Linked DNA regions of Homo sapiens: regions 1, 3 and 4 are each linked to region 2. The links are chromatin contacts, found by Hi-C or POLR2A ChIA-PET in ENCODE. All regions are on one chromosome and are shown on one strand. The core of a region is the stretch at or near the end of the contact, and the rest is flanking DNA. Distances in the headings are between cores, read along the strand shown. Region 1 has its middle 5.0 kb from the start of LINC00598. Region 2 holds the start of WBP4 (WW domain binding protein 4). Region 3 overlaps VWA8 (von Willebrand factor A domain containing 8). Region 4 holds the start of VWA8 (von Willebrand factor A domain containing 8).

Evidence for each region. Hi-C counts contacts between places; a loop is a spot of excess contacts on that map. ChIA-PET counts read pairs that join two places held with the same protein, here RNA polymerase II (POLR2A). Pooled maps may share reads with other maps.
Region 1: a loop to region 2 is called in a map of naive thymus-derived CD4-positive, alpha-beta T cell, with 10 times the contacts of the local background. The contact joins the enhancer-like site here to the promoter of WBP4 in region 2. A Hi-C loop is called at or near these places in 1 of 168 maps with a recorded cell type or tissue (naive thymus-derived CD4-positive, alpha-beta T cell) and 4 of 50 pooled maps. POLR2A ChIA-PET finds 5 or more read pairs at or near these places in 1 of 52 experiments (CD8-positive, alpha-beta memory T cell).
Region 3: a pooled map shows a loop between it and region 2 (4-fold over the local background). The contact joins the enhancer-like site here to the promoter of WBP4 in region 2. A Hi-C loop is called at or near these places in 2 of 50 pooled maps. POLR2A ChIA-PET finds 5 or more read pairs at or near these places in 3 of 52 experiments (CD8-positive, alpha-beta memory T cell, T-cell and activated CD4-positive, alpha-beta T cell).
Region 4: a map of endothelial cell of umbilical vein shows a loop between it and region 2 (7-fold over the local background). The contact joins the promoter of VWA8 here to the promoter of WBP4 in region 2. A Hi-C loop is called at or near these places in 2 of 168 maps with a recorded cell type or tissue (endothelial cell of umbilical vein and naive thymus-derived CD4-positive, alpha-beta T cell) and 10 of 50 pooled maps.

Annotation. Positions count from the first base shown.
Region 1 is chr13:40,484,022-40,487,887 of GRCh38, forward strand. No RefSeq gene overlaps it. Among named protein-coding and RNA genes, the nearest start is that of LINC00598, 5.0 kb to the left of the region's middle. Within about 2 kb of position 1,295, at least 4 of the 41 ENCODE cell types and tissues checked have a DNase peak (open chromatin) inside an H3K27ac peak, as active enhancers do.
Region 2 is chr13:41,058,983-41,062,943 of GRCh38, forward strand. It overlaps WBP4 (WW domain binding protein 4), which reads left to right and starts at 2,527. Exons shown (of 10, transcript NM_007187.5): 1 at 2,527-2,693; 2 at 3,662-3,734. The coding sequence starts at 2,692. TRE-TTC1-2 (tRNA-Glu (anticodon TTC) 1-2) reads right to left here and starts at 1,827; the gene lies at 1,756-1,827. It also overlaps a transcript of ELF1 not described here. RefSeq lists a silencer at 1,142-1,321.
Region 3 is chr13:41,810,331-41,814,229 of GRCh38, forward strand. It overlaps VWA8 (von Willebrand factor A domain containing 8), which reads right to left. Exons shown (of 45, transcript NM_015058.2): 17 at 895-1,010. Among named protein-coding and RNA genes, the nearest start is that of VWA8, 150 kb to the right of the region's middle. RefSeq lists an enhancer at 2,582-2,631. Within about 2 kb of position 1,386, at least 2 of the 41 ENCODE cell types and tissues checked have a DNase peak (open chromatin) inside an H3K27ac peak, as active enhancers do.
Region 4 is chr13:41,959,308-41,963,156 of GRCh38, forward strand. It overlaps VWA8 (von Willebrand factor A domain containing 8), which reads right to left and starts at 1,802. Exons shown (of 45, transcript NM_015058.2): 1 at 1,546-1,802. The coding sequence starts at 1,708. VWA8-AS1 (VWA8 antisense RNA 1) reads left to right here and starts at 1,862. Exons shown (of 4, transcript NR_039974.1): 1 at 1,862-2,927. RefSeq lists enhancers at 35-535, 536-1,036, 1,132-1,271 and a silencer at 1,472-1,881.

The DNA of each region.
Region 1 (3,866 bases), core at 45-2,544, 580 kb before region 2:
TCTTCTCACTAGCGGAGTGAGGATGAGGGTGTGCTGACCACAGCAAGGTTGTGTGCGTGCCTCCATGGAGGTGCGCAGAGCAGAAACGCTGCCCCTCGCACTGCCATGGTGGTAAGGAGAGGAAATAAAACCCATGTCTTTTCAAAGATTGTGTGAGTGTCCTTGAACTCCTCTTCTGGCTTTTCAGCAGCTGTTTGGCATATACAGGCGAATGACAGAGAGGAAGAGGGGGCAGAGACTTGTGTAGATGCCAGTGTGTTGCTCACTGCAGGCAGCACTGACTGAGCTCCTGCCGTGAGGCTGACACAGTCCCTGCCCTCCTGGAGATTAACCCTTTAGCATGGGGAGGTGACAGCAGACAAATCAGTAAGTAAGAGAGTGTTTGATGGTAATAAGTGTCCTGAACACAAAACCAAAACAGTAAAGTGATGAGTAATGGGGAGCAGGGGGACTTTCTCAGATGGGAGTCGGGGAGGACCTCTGTAATGGGTCATGTCCGAGCCAAGAGGAGGCTGATGCCAAGGAGGAGGCAGCCATCCGAGAGGCAGGAGGCGCGTGCAGGAAGATGGCACAGTGGCGCCAAGACCAGGGATGGGAGCAAGCATGGGTCTGCCCGGAATAGGAGTAGCTGCGGGACCCAGAGCTCAGGGAGACGGTGGTGGCTTGAATGAGGGGAGTAGAGGTAGAGGGTTGACAAGTGGCCCAATCTGACGTATATTCTTTACTGCAAAGCCAATGGGACTTGCTGGTAGATTGAGTGTGCTTGGAGGAGTGGGAAACAGAAGAACTAAGGGCGACTCTTTAGATTTAATGAGTAGATAAATGCTGTAACCGAGCAGAAGATGGAAGAAGACTGGTTTGGCCATGTCAAGTGTGAGATGCCAGCTGCACATCCTAGTGGAGGTGCCAGGCAGGCAGCTGGAGAGATAGGCTTGAAGGAGGGTCAGGTCTAGAGACAGAAATAAGGGAGAGAATAGCTCCCGTCTGGAGTCGGAAGGGAGATGTCTTTCGCTACAGCGTGTGAATGTTGCTTTGCTTCCAAACACACCATGCGGTCCACACCCGCTTGCAGCCTAAGTCCCTGCATGTTTAAACAGCCAGGCTGTGAACCAGCTCTACCTACAGGCTTCACATACAACATGTGGAGGAGCCTGGCCCAGTTCCTGCCCAACTCATGTTTATTCTCTCAGCAAACATGTGTCCAGGACTTATACCATGCCAGGGGCTAGGCTAGATAACTTGTCCTACAGAACAGAAGGCTTGCCCAGGGAGTTACCTCATTTGGAAAGGAGATGGGAGGGTGGGCAGGGTGTGGCCGCAGGAAGTGGCAGGCATGGGGCCAGGGTGCCTAGGGGCCAGACTTGCTGAGCCATCACCTAGCTGAGGACCTGAACCAAGTCCATCTGCAGGCTGTGAAGCCCTCATCAGTGGGGAAAAATGACCCCTTAGAGTCCCTTCCAGTTCCAAAATGCTGCAATTATCTGGAAATTATCATCTAAGTAGACAAATCATTTAGGCAAAAAAAAAAAAAAAGATTTAAAAATCCTTTTGCTTCAATTACGCATTTTTTTTTAACGTGAATTTTCATGGTAATTGGCCTGAAGCCTGAGTAGTCTGTCCCCAGACAAAGCAGTCTTTGAGTTAAACTCTGCTTTGTATGTCAAAGCAAAGATACCCGCAGAGCAGACTCCACCTTCTTCTCTCTACACCTCCTCTCCGGGCTCCACCTCAGAGTGCACAGATGCGGAGGTGCACACGAAATCTCCTTTGTACTAAGTACAGTTATTATAAGGTGTGGCCCCCTAGACACTACCCTCTCTATTATTTTGACAGTATGACTTCCTGTAATATTACTATCTCCTGTCATCTCAGTAACAAAGGCTGATACCTGGGTTTTTTTTTTTTTCACCTCTCAACAATATACTTGACATTTAATGCATCATCAAAAAGTTTCTGAGGTTTTGGGGCTAAAGCTCTAAAAGTATTACTTCCTGCTGCCGGGGCAGCAGCTCAGGTACCCAGAGCAGCCCCAAGACTTCTGAAGCAAGGCTGCTGCCCTGTTCTCAACTTCGCCAGACGATCCCAAGGATTTCAAAGCCAGCCCAAACCGCACCCCACCCTCAGTGGGCCCTCCCAAGGGCTGAGAAATGGGTCCCAGAGCAGAAAGCACAGAGGCCACTGCTTCCCATCCCAAGCTCTCTCCCTTAGTTCTGTGGGTCCTTGAGCAAGTCACTTAACCTTTCTGCTACCCAGATTGGTAGAATTACTGCATGGGGCAAAATGATCCCCAGGGAGTGGCCCAGCATCCATTCTCAGGTGTTTAAGTAGAGACTTGAACTGCCCTCGAGGCCAGTCAGGTGACCTGCGATGAAACCTGCAGTGAAACCGCCTATTTTTCCTAAACATTAGAAGAATATTAGCTTGGTTTCCCCAAACGGCTCCCTGGTGGCCCAGCACCATGGGAATGTTCTGGGCCTGCTCTGTGAAGGTGGGATTTGCAGCCAGCAAGGCAGAAAAGCGATCGTCATTTACCCAACTCTCTATTACTTCAGCAGCATTTACAGTGCCACACATGTGTGGTCAGGGCCAAAGCCAGGCTCGAAGATACAAGGACAAACACAGCAAAGCCCACGACCTCTGGGGACAGACTGTCCAGGGGTTGGAATGGCATGTGAGCACACAGCTGCCCGCAGGAAGGGCTGGGGAAGACCGGAGGGGGCACAGGAAGGGAGCCCCTAATTATTCCCGAAGATTAGAGAGGGAGAGGCAGAGCAGGCTTCCCAAAGGAGCTAACACTTGACCCAACTCACTGTTTTCACAGTGGTTGGGCAGCTGGACATTCCAGGCAGAGGCAGTAGGAAACTCCATGGCCCAGGCCCAGAGAGATGGGCTGGCTAGGTAACACACACGGACCCATGAGGCTGGACCATGATGCACATAGGGCAGTGCTGGAAACCAGGTCCGAGGCTTCAGCGTCTGCTGAGGAGCGTGGCTGTTTCTCATTTTGGGTTTTTGACCCGTGGAGTGCAGTACAGGCTGTATAGCTAAGGGTCAGAGGCCTTGATTTGGGAGGTCAGCCACACTCAAATGGAATCCCTGCTTGTACTAATGGTGCAATCTTGGGAGAAATACTGAATCTTTCTAAACCTCCATCCTCTCATCTGTAAAATGGGCATAATAATACCCACCTCATAGATCGTGAGGGTTATGTAAAATAACAAATGTCACGTGCTGGCATTAATTACAGCAGCCAGTTAAAACACAGAGGGGAGGGCTCAACTGGTGCTTTTAGAATTATCCCTCTAGCGCTGTTTGGCAGATGGGCTGGGAGAAAGACAGGTGGCTGGGATGCATCCAAATGCATGAACGCACACATACGCACACGCAAACTTCTTTTTTAAAATTTATCTATTTATTTATTTATTCATTTATTTGAGACAGGGTCTCCCTCTGTCACCCAGACTGGAGTGCAGTGACGCCATCATAGCTCACTGCAGCCTCGACTCCTGCGCTAAAGTGATCCTCCCACCTCAGCCTCCTGAGTAGCTGGGACTACAGGTGCCCGCCACCACACCCAGCTAATTTATTTTTTATTATTTTTTGTAGAGACAAGGTCGGGCTGTGTTGCTAAGCTGGTCTCAAACTCCTGGCCTCGAATGATCCTCCCACTTCAGCCTCCCAAAGTGCTGGGATTATAGGTGTGAGCCCTCGTGCCCAGGCTCGAACTTCTTTGGTAGTGGGGTAAACAATGCAGTACAGAGAAGATGTGATTTAATTTGAAGGTGAAAGAGGGGAAGACTCCAAAAAAGGCTTTAGGGTAAAGGCAACTTAGGAAATGGGTCCTGTTAGGAGGAGAAATTTGGAGA
Region 2 (3,961 bases), core at 1,277-3,776:
AAGAAGAAAAAGTCAAAAGTTAAGCCCTCTCTGGGGACAATTAAGGCAGAGTTATCCGAGTTATCTTTCCTTCTTTCCAAATTTTCAACTACTGTAATTCTTTAGTAACTGCTTCTTAATAATGACACACTATTACTTATTTAAATGAAAATTCCACTTTCATTATCTATTCAGGAATCGCTCAACAATTCTTGTAACTCTATTTAAAATTTGTGAGTGATACGTGTTATCAAAAATGTATGGCTCTAAAGCCAGAGAACAGAGAAGGTGAAAAGTCTCATCACACAGCTAATCACAAAGACCAAAATATTATTCCATTCAGTATTCTATCCACTAGCTAACATAAAGAATACAAACATCAGTAACTTCAAAAGCATGTGGTGGTGCTTGGTGTGTAGCAAACACACAAATATTTGAATTAATGAAGACGATTTAAAATACTTAGGCTTTTTCTTTCTTTTTAACAAGGTAAGCCTAATTAATCCTTAATCACGCAGATCACATTAACAAATTTACTGTGCAGTTAAAGCTACAAAATAGTCTGGGAACACACATACTAACAACCAAAACATCTGCTTTCAGTAATGGCACTGACCAGAAACCCATCTACAAGAGTCACTTTTTCCTTCTTCGTTTGTTCCCAGAGGCCCAATAAACATTATAGCCGACCCTATTTTCTAATTTCAGCTTGCATTTAAGATAACGCTTTTGTTTCATTTACAGCTCACATGCTGCTGACACAGCTGTCCCTTCTTTGTAATAAACACAGGGCTTCTATATTTAAAAATACAGTGAAACTTTGTTTTAACGTCCCCTCCCCAGTCTCCAGCCAATTTTCTCTTTCCCAAGCCCCACCTCCACCCCAGGATGTTTTGCCGTTGTTTTAATCAATTTTTTTCTTTAAATCAACCGCGCTCAAAATGTTAGACCCTTTGGAAAGTCGATATACTTATTTAAAGCCATCTCATCAGAGTGGTATTTTTCTCCTCCATAGCTCGTGGTGTGTATTTTTAAAGGGAAAGAAAAAAGATTCTCGTTCCCAAAGGCCTTTTTTCGAGGGTACTTTCCGTGACTGCGACCAGCGCCCCTTAAGTCAAGTTGGGAAGACCTCGCAGGCCGGCCTCGCGCTTGCTCAGGCGCCGCGGGTGGAGACGCGAGCGCACACGCGGCGGAAAGGGGCGCCGGGCGGCTGCGCGGCCGGGAAAGCGCGTCCCCCCGGGAGGGCGCGGAAGGCACACTGTGTTCCGTGGGGCCTCGTAAATACCCTGCGGCCAGAGAACCACTAGAGCTACTGGTCCGGGCGCGGGCTCTGGGGCGCCCAGGGCAGGGGGGTCAGCCCGTCCTGCATAGGAAGAGTCGCAAGAGCGGCTGAAGAGGGTGTGGGCCGGACGGGGGCGCTGGGAGGAGATAACGCAAGGCCGGAGTTAATCATCACCTCCCGGGCGTCTGGAAAACTACGGGCCGGAGGGGCGGGGGAGCAGCCCAGGGGAAAGTGAAACTCCCTCAGGGCCCACCAGCCCCGTGAGCCGGAGGCGGGAGGGAGAAGGATCGGAAGCGCATTCGCTTCTCCAGCAGGCACGGCGTGGCACTCGAGGCTCCAAAAGCCGCAGCCCAGCTCCTGGCGCCACTAACTACAGTAATGCTTATTTTCTACAAACTCACCCAGACGGGGACAAGAAAGGAGCCAGAACACAAGATTTAAAAAGTCAGCCCTCCAAACCGATAGTTGCAAAAAAAAAGAAAAATAAGGAAGCGTTCCCATACCGGGAGTCGAACCCGGGCCACCTGGGTGAAAACCAGGAATCCTAACCGCTAGACCATATGGGAAGTGCTATGAGAAACTGCCGTGACCCACCTGACAAGCATAAGTGCCTCTGCCTCCTTCGCCGCACCTCTCGCCACCGCCGCCTCTGCGCTACTGAAGCTGCTGCTGCCGCCGCCGCCGCCGCCGCCGCCGCCGCCGCTGCTGCTGCCCACACGCTCCCGAGCTAGGGAACAAGCCCCATCCGAGCGCGTGGGCGTCGTAGGGGAGAGGAGGGGCGGGGCCGCTCCGCTGCAACAGCAAAGTTTGAGGCGAAGCCTAGCGACTCGCAGCGCCGGTCCCGCAGTTTCACCTCTTTTTTTTTTAACTCCGCCAGAGGACCCCGACCCACAGGTCCCGGTTGCTCCGCTGGTCAAAGTGCGTGCGGAGTAGTTGGCAAAGTTGAGAGCGGAGACGTCTCTGGGAACAGCTGTTTGCGTTCCGGGCGGAGGCGGCGCGCTGAGCTCCTTGGCCTTGAGCCAGCGAGCCTAGAAGGAGGATGGAGGTTTTGGGCCCCAGGGGAGGACACAGAGACGGCGGGATGGCGCAGGGACTTGAGGCTTGAGATCCCGTCCTTCAGCTCAGGTCCCGTCGCGCTTTTACCCCTTCCCGGTGACCTCAACCCCTTTATACCGACCCCACCTCTTTGGAGCCGGGAGTACCGCCCCTGTAGGGGGAGGGGAGAGGAGGCGATTTCGAACGCGGATTGGATCGTCTGGGCACCCGTAGTTGGGAACAGCGGAACGCTGGTCCCGGGGACTGAGTAAGGTGTCTGGATCGGAGGGAGGTTCGGGTGGGCATCGGGCGGCTGGAAGAGCTCGACTCGTCCCGCTGGGAAAGCGCGAGTCTGAGTGGAACCCTGGACGACTTGCAGAGCGGCTGGCGCAGTCATGTGAGTTGGGTCTCAGGCCCTGAACAACGAGGTGTTGTTTCTCTGGGCCGCCCTTTCTCGCCCGGGTCTTCCCCTCCTCTCCTCCCGCCCTTCGGCCGGGGGCGTGACAGACGCGTTCTTAACTCGCTCGGGACCGGCCCCAGACCTGCAGGGCCGGTTCTCAGGGCGGGGTAGAAATGTTACCCCGCTGAACGCCCTGGGGTATGGGGCACGGGCTCTAGGGGGAGGCCGGCGGCCGGTTCAGGGGGCTGGTTGGACGGCCGCGGGTGAAGCGACGCAGTGCTCTCTCTACGACGCTGTCGGGGGTCGCATGCACCCCTTGGGTTTCCGAAGCCCCTGAACCCTAGGGTATTGTGAAACTAGGGCTGGGCTGCGGCCTCCCCCGCCCACTGGAAGCGGCCAGCCCTGGATAGCGTAATGGTTTTTTTTTTTTTTTTTTTTTTTTTTTTGTCGGCCGTCTACGAAGTCCCATGGCTTTTCCAGTTCTCTCTTGCCTTGAGGCTCAAGAACAGTTTGTTTTAACTGAGAGTCTGGGAGGAACTACAGTTTTCCCCAGAGTAGTCTTGTACGTTGTTCTCTTGGTGGGAATAACTTGATTTAAGGCAAACTTTATGAGTTTCTTCAGGTTTCCATTACAGCAACCTCCCCCAAAGCCAGAAAGGATAAATGTTCTTCTAAGATGTTCCTTAGTTTTTCATAACGATGACGATAACAAGTGAGGAATTTTTGAAAGCCATTTTATTGAAGGGAGTTTTGTAATGAATCAGATACAGACTTTTTCTACTCCGCTGGCAACAGAATTTCAATTGACTGTGCTCCAACCAGATAAATAATAAAACGACTATACATAACAAGACAAGATTCAGTAGCAGGGGCATATATTTCAAACTTTAAAAACTGTAAAGCATGCAGAATTTAACCTTTTTTAAGTTTTACATGAGCTTAGCCTTGTTGTCTCTCTTTTTCAGGGCGGACTACTGGAAGTCACAGCCAAAGAAATTCTGTGATTACTGCAAGTGCTGGATAGCAGACAATAGGCCTGTATGATAATTCCGCTGTTAGAGATTCTAATAATAATTGTGTTGAATGAAGTGCTCCTTTTTGATGTAAACTCAGTTTACAAAGCACTTTTATGTACATTGCTCTTGCATTTTCAAAACATCAGAAGATTTCTGTCTTCTCAGTCCCCTATGAAAGCTGTGAGCCTTCTTCCTTTTCATCAACCTGACTTTGATTATATATTAAATTATTTCTCTGTGGCCTTTTGG
Region 3 (3,899 bases), core at 136-2,635, 750 kb after region 2:
TTATTGAAGCACTATTCACAATAGCTAAGATTCGGAGGCAACCTAAGTGTTCATCAACAGACAAATGGATAATGTTGTACACACACACAATAGAGTACTGTTCAGCCATAAAAAAGAATGAATGAAGTTCTGTCATTTGCAACAACATGGATGGAACTACAGCACATTATTTAAACTGAAATAAGCCATGCATAGAAAGACAAACTTCACATGTTTTCACTCATTTCTAAAAGCTAAAAATTAAAACAATAGAATTCACAAAGAGAGACTAGAAGGATGGTTACCAGAGGTGGGAAGGGTAGTGAGAATTGGGGAAGGGAATGGTTAATGGGTACAAAAACATAGATAGAATGAAGATCTAGTATTTGATAGCATAACAAGGTGACTATAGTCAACAATTTATTGTTCATTTTTAAGTAACTAAAAGTATAATTGGAACGTTCATAATGCAAAGAAATGATAAATGCTTAGGGTGATAGATATGGCATTCACCCTGTTGTGATTATTACATATTCTATGCCTGTATCAAAGTATCTCATGTACCCCATAAATATATACTGACCATGTACCCATACAAATTAAGGATAAAAATTTATTTTATTTTATTTTATTTTTAATAAATAAAAGAGGTTTTATTTTGGCTCATGGTTCTGCAGGCTGTACAGGAAGCATAGTACCAACATCTGCTTCTGGTGATGCTGGGACCAAAAATTAATTTTAAAAGATAATATGTTGTATTAAATAAGTTCTAATCAGTGAAGGCAAGGCTGAAATAGCTCTACATTCAGACCAATATATTTTGAAGAATTGGGAATATGCACCATCAGTTAAACTTATCTTATAGTTTTAGTGAAGATCCAGAAACTTACACGCAGTGAGAAAGAATATGTTTACCTGGAAAGGCAGGCTTTAGTAACAGCACTGTGAAGATTTTCATTAGGATACTGTGACAGCCGACGAGAAATTCGCAACAGTTGTCTGGTAGAAAGTGATGCCGCTAATGATTGTGCCTATCAAAAGACAAATACATTGTGTTAAGAGTCTTGTTTCAACTTGCTAAAGTCCCTTTAGATGGATATCACAGCAGAATTCATTATTACTGAAGGGGTAAGGCCAAACTTAAAGTATGTGCTGTTAATTAATTACAAATCAAAATAAACAGAAACCAATTTACACTTAAAACATCCTTGAAGATAGTTTTTAAAAAATCTAAAGTATTTATCAATTAAATTTAATTAATGTATTTTAATTGTGCTAAGTTGGAGATGGGAGGGGCAATGGGGGAAGGATGTTACATAACAAAGGTCACACTGGACTTAGGCTGTATGATTGACTGTTCACTTTTTCTCCTTACACAAAGCCAAGGTGTTAAGATACCACGGAAATGTTTAAAGCTTTAAGCAAATCGGTGGTTTCTAAAATAGCCAAAAAGAGTTGTAAACAATTTAGGCTGTTGGCCACAGAGGTGTCAACCAATTTGTCACTTGTGCTGCAGCTTGCTGTTTTGAATCCTTCCCCTATGCTGTCAGAATACTTTCACTTTGCTATATTACATTTCCCAAAATTCCACGAATAGAGTTGCTAGTACAGAACTCAGGACATGGTCAGTACTCAATAAATATTTGTTGAAATTCTTTTGGCAGGCAGCATAACATAATGGTAAAGTTTATAGGCTTTTGAATCAGATAAGTCGGTATCCTATTTATTAGCTGTGTTACCTTGGCAAATTACTTAACCTTTCCAAGGCTCAGTTCCCTCAACTTTAAAATGGCAATAGTAATGCCCTCACCTTTAAGGTTGTTATGAAGGTTAAATTAGAAAATGATTCTAAAGTGCTTAGCACATGTCACACACATATGGGTGCTCAACGAATGGCAACAACTGTTATTTAAAAATCAGCCTCTTCAAAATGAAAACAAAAAACCCAGCAGAGAAAGGTGATGGGACCTACATATTAGCATATATTTAGTAAATGAGATTATTACTGGCCTAATTCCTAACTTAGATCAGCAGCATTAGAAGACAGTGATTATCACTGAAAACCACAGGACAGAAGCACTTTTGAAGCAACTGGACCTTTGGGAGGGCAAGGCAGGTCAGTATGAAATGTCACAGAGGGTGATAAGGGCAGTAAAGTGGCCCTGAGAACTCAAGGGCCTAGAAAAGAGGACTCTATGAAATTAACAAAGGGTTCAGAATGGATGAGGGGAGAATGTCAAAGACACACTGCACATTTGCTTGTTTTAATGTTCCACCTAAGGTCATCTCCGTATGTCCCAAAGAAGAAAAAAATAATTTATTTATCCTTCCTTGTGTATTTCACATCTCCATAAGATATTGGTTTGCTGTTAGTATTCTATCTCAGCTACAACATTAGTATTATATTTCCTTTGGGAATTAGGTTGGAAGCATGACCACCACATATCCTTTCTTCTATTAAAAAACACATTCTAAGTTTCAAAGAACTCAATTACAAGCAGACATTGGTCCATTCTTGTTTTCAATTAATTTGCATTCCAGATATGGAGACAATATTCAAATATAATAAATCATAAATTACAATTCAAAATAGTATATACTTCAATGCTAAAATAAGTGGAACAGTAGACAGCTGTTATAGGCAGTTAAAATATTCAAATGGGCATGAGAAATCCTCTCATCAAAGGCATGAAAGCAAAAGTAATGGAACCACAAGTAGAACATGAGGAAATGAGACCAGCTTTACTAGAAGGTCCTGCTGGAAGGCTTGCTCTCAAACAACAAAGACCTATGAATGACACTCTGACGGGTTTGGCTTTATTCTTAAAGGCACTAGGATTCTGCTATGTGTAAAGTCGTAACATGATTTTCAAATCAGGTTATTACTAGCCTACTTCCTAATTTAAATCAGCAGCAGCATAGAAAGTGGATGAAGGACAGAGAGAACTGAGACAGGAAACAGAAAGCTACTTCAATAATCTGCCTATAAAAGGAAAAAGTCCTACAGTAAGGTTATGGCAACAAGAATGGAGAGGTAGGATACAACAAACTTGGCAACTGACTTGCTATGAGAAAGAAACATGTATTGAGGATAAAATTCAGGCAATGTGACTGATATCAAAAGTCAAATATAACTCAGAAATTCCCATTTTTAATACCTAGGACCATGAAAAATTCATATTTTAATCATAAAAAATATTTGACAAATGACTCTAACCAGAGGATTCTTATAAGAGTCCTGTTAAACCATAGGGTATAACATTCTAATCTCATTCTAAGCATGACACTGAATTCAGGCTTCACATTTCATTCCAGTCATCAATAAGGAATGCTCATATATTTGAACACCAATTCTCCAGTTCTTCTAGTTGAAAGCACCAAAATGCTTTGCAGTAATAACCAGGGTTGAGAAAATGAGAGATAAGCTTTGTGTTGAGCCATTTAAGTGTTGAATAAAGGGTTTGGTAATCTCTGCTCTCACATTATTATCAATTAAAAATTGAGAGTATACTTTAAAAATTCCTAATGTATTTAACATTTATATCAAATTTCTAACTGCAGTTTTATCTTGCAAAAAAAAAGGGGGGCGGTGAAGATATGAAGCACATTCCCCTAGTTACCATGGTTATACAGTTTAAGAGTACACCTCGAAGGGGTTGTTCATATTAACATGATTAGTAATACTTCAGCTTAAAAACATAAAGGTTCTCATCAGAAATTATTAAACATTATTTTTCTATTCTTCATTTTTATAAAAGAATGAAAATGTAGCATGTTCTAAAGGAGAGAAAACTCTAGGGACAATCTGTTAATAAAATTTTAATTAATCAATTTATTCATTAATTCACCAAAGATTTAAGTGTCTATTATGTGCCAGGCCGCAGGCTGGGAAATGGGACTTAGTCTCAAGGAGCTCAAAT
Region 4 (3,849 bases), core at 552-3,051, 900 kb after region 2:
ATAGTGGATAAGTGGATTCCAACCCAAATTGTTTAACTCCAAAACCCAACCTATAGTTTATGCTATACTTCCACCTTTGACCTCTGCCTTCTAGGGCAAAGGAGCAAAAAACAAATAAAGAACACACAAAAAATGTAAAAAACAAATGAATAAACAGCCCAGAAGTGAGAGTAATTGAGAAAAAGCAAAAAAAAAAAAAAAAACAAAAAGTAAAATTTGAAATTGCAACACTATGGTGGGGGACGGGGGTGGTGTATGTCTTCAATGAATAAAACGAAATACGTGGGACCTAAATATGCTTTTTTTTTTTTTTTTTTTGAGATGGAGTCTTGCTCTGTCGCCCAGGCCGGAGTGCAGTGGCTCCGGTCACTCCAAGCTCCGCCTCCCGGGTTCACGCCATTCTTCTGCCTCAGCCTCCGGAGTAGCTGGGATTACTGGCGCCCGCCACCACGCCCGGCTAATTTTTCTGTATTTTCTTTTTAGTAGACACGGGGGTTTCACCGTGTTAGCCAGGATGGTCTCGATCTCCTGACCCCGTGATCCGCCCGCCTCAGCCTCCCAAAGTGCTGGGATTACAGGCGTGAGCCACCGCGCCCGGCCCATATGCTCATTTCTTAGCAAGGAAAACTGGGGGTTGCGGGGAAAATGCAAGAGGACAACGAAACCTACAATTTCATAGTGAAAACCTGTTATTCCAAGCAGCACTGACATTGACAAAATCTTGTCTGGAATCACTTCACCATTCAAGGGTAGCAACAACAGATATCCTTTCCTTAACCATCACAGTAACTCTAACTCCACCAACACACAAGAAAAAGAATTCCTAAAACCAGCTCAAGTAGAGCCAAAAAATACTGAGCTTAGAAATCAAAGCATGTGATTCTAGCATAGTAATTAGTTGTGTGTTCTCCAGCGAATCACTTTTCCCTTCTGGGTTTCAATTACCTCATTTGTAGAGGCAAGTGTTTTAACTAAATTAAGGTGTAACTGTCAGCTCTAAGAATTACGTGAAACTTTAAGGAAAACTCCTGTAAAACTTGGAAAGGCTCGGGGATGCATTTAAAACACCGTGAACTATGGGTTCTTTGGCAAGAATGTTCCCTTCTAAGCCGCCACAAGCCCTGGCTAGAACATGACACAGACCGGCTTCCAGGCCCTTGAGGCTCAGAGAGCAAGGTCAAATCCAGCTTTCAATAATTCCATAGGGCTGAGGCATTAACCTCTACGAGTATTATAACCTAAGTCAGAATTCTGGGGGTAAAGGCAGCGGCAGGGGAAGGAGAAATCACTCTTCTAGGTCATCAGAAACCTTAGTCCAGACCCCTCGGGTTGCAGAATCAGGCACAGAGAGGGCGAGCGCCTTGCCCCCACGTTACACAGCAGTTAGCGCCGAGGTCGGGACTAGAACCTCAATCTTTCAGCTCCCCGCTCGGCAAACGGTCCTTCCAAGCGCAGCGAAGCAACAGAGAGGAGGGGCGGGGGCGCGCGGGGACCCGGCACGGAGCGCAGGGGCACCAGGGAGGACAGGGGCGCACCCCGAGTTACCTGTGTCGGCCCCCGAGCCGGCGTGCAACAGTCTGACCTCCGGCCGCTGCCTGTCGCCACCCGGCCTGCGCTGCACCACCTGCCGCAGGAGCAGCCGCATGCGCCGCGAGGCCGGGCCGCCGTGGCCTCCGGGTGCCCCGAGGAGTAGAAGCCGGGATTGCATGGCGCCGGGGGGGCTGTCGGGGACGGCGAGGGGGCTCGGGGATCGAGCGGCGTCCCGTGCAGGCACCGTGAGGCAGCGCGGAGAAGGGGACAGGAAGCGGCACCTAGCCGAGTCCGCCGGAAACTCCTTCCCCCGCGGCGCGGCCGGCTCAGTAGACTCAGCCCGGCCCTACCCGGCCCTGCATGGCCCAGACGGGCGGAAAGAGCCTGCGGAGCTCCAGCCCAAAGAGCCGGCACCGTCCCGGGACTGCCCGCACCGCGGGGGTGCTCCGAGCTGCGGCGCTGGGCTCTGGCAAGCGCCTCGCAGTCCGTGAGACTGTCTGTTCACCTGGATGCACCAGGCCTTCACCCGCCGTTTCCCTGCGATCCCACAGAATCTCAGGAGTTCAGTAAATGCCAAGGGTTTTAGGAGCATTTGTCGGTGTGACTCTTCAGATGCTTGCCCCAAGTCTTCGTTTCTTAGTTAAAGGCCCAGTAAGTATAGGGAGCTTTCCCTGTATTCGGCTTCAGATTTCGGAAATGGAGAAAACATGCACAAGATGATGGGAACTTTCACAACTGTCTTGATTCATTGTAACCACACTAGTGTTTCCAAACCGTACGTGAAAGCTTTACCCTTTGTCCTTTTGGTGGTGGTTGTTTGTTTCTGTGTTTTATTACCGCTTCCTAAATTCTAAGGAAAAAATTCACATCTTAGTGATAGATGGAAATTGCTTAAATATCAGAAAGGATCCAGATCAAGCACTTTTCTAGTCATGCTGTAATACAAAAGTTATATAAAGATGATTTATGTCTTTAGTAAAGGAAAAAGTAGGACACTGGCTAAGGCTGCCTCCCTCTTGTACATTCCAACATCGGAAATGGTCCTACCACAAAGCAAACTAAGCCTAATGTAATTAGACTGCATCCCCAAAATGTCACAGTGAATTGACTAAGGCAAAATATTTGAGACAAGTTATACAAGCAAACATCAAAAAGAAGGCAGAAGACCTCACTTTCAGCTAAAGACCTTGCTAATTCTAGAGCTGCCACTGTCTAAATACATAGCACCTACCCTGCGCCTGACCCTGTGATGAGTGCTGAGAAGAGAGTGTTAGAGTGGAGACTGTAAAAGTCAAACAAGGCTAGGTAAGGAAGGCTTTGGGCATCCAGCGGAAGAACTTGAGGAATGAAGGCTGAACCAGGCTTCTAACCTAGATGAGGAGACAGTGAAAATAAAGGTAATAAGTAGTTACACAATATATTATGACTTCGTTTCATGTGTATCTTCTCATTTAATCCTCATAGCAACCCTAAGACATAAATTTAGGATGTAAGCTTATAAAATGCTTTTCCTACTTTGAGCACATTGTATGTATCAAGATTTTAATGAATTATCCCATTTCACATAAAAATGCTTTGAGGTACTATTATTATCCTCCGTTTTACAGATGAAGAAACTGAGGCTAGAAGAATTGAATACCTTGGTCAAGATATCTCCATTTAATCTCGCTGGAACTCAGTAGACACCTGAAAGAATGGGAGAACAACCTAAGGCAATTTTGCAAAGTGGTTGATATAAGCACTAAGAGCTCTTGGAGTTAAGACAATGGAGAGATCAACACAAGTTAGAGCATTCAACAACATTTTTTGCCTAGTTTTATTTTTTTTAGAGACAAAGTCTCACTCTGTTGCCCAGGCTGGGGTGCAGCGGCAGTATTATAGCTCATTGCAACCTCGAACTCCTGGGCTCGAGTGATCCTCCTGCTTCAGCCTCCCTAGTAGCTGAGACTACAGGCGTGCACCACTGTGCCTGGCTAATTTTTGTGTTTTTGTTTTCGTAGCAGTGGAGTCTTGTTATGTTGCCCAGGCTGGTCTCAAGCTCCTGGCCTCAAGTGATCCTCCTGCCTCAGCCTCCCAACGACAACATTTATTGAGTAACTGCTGTATAAACAGTACCCTGCTAGATACTGTGAATCAATGGGCTCACATTAGGTATTGATGATAAATATGCAAATAAAGAATTGCAATACAGTGAGACACGTGTCAAGAGATTTAGGTTCAACATACTGTGGAGTGGATTGCTGCACCTGGAGTCTTCACAGAGAAGGTAGTGTTTGAAATGATTCATGTAGGATATATTATACAAGAGTTTGTCAGGCT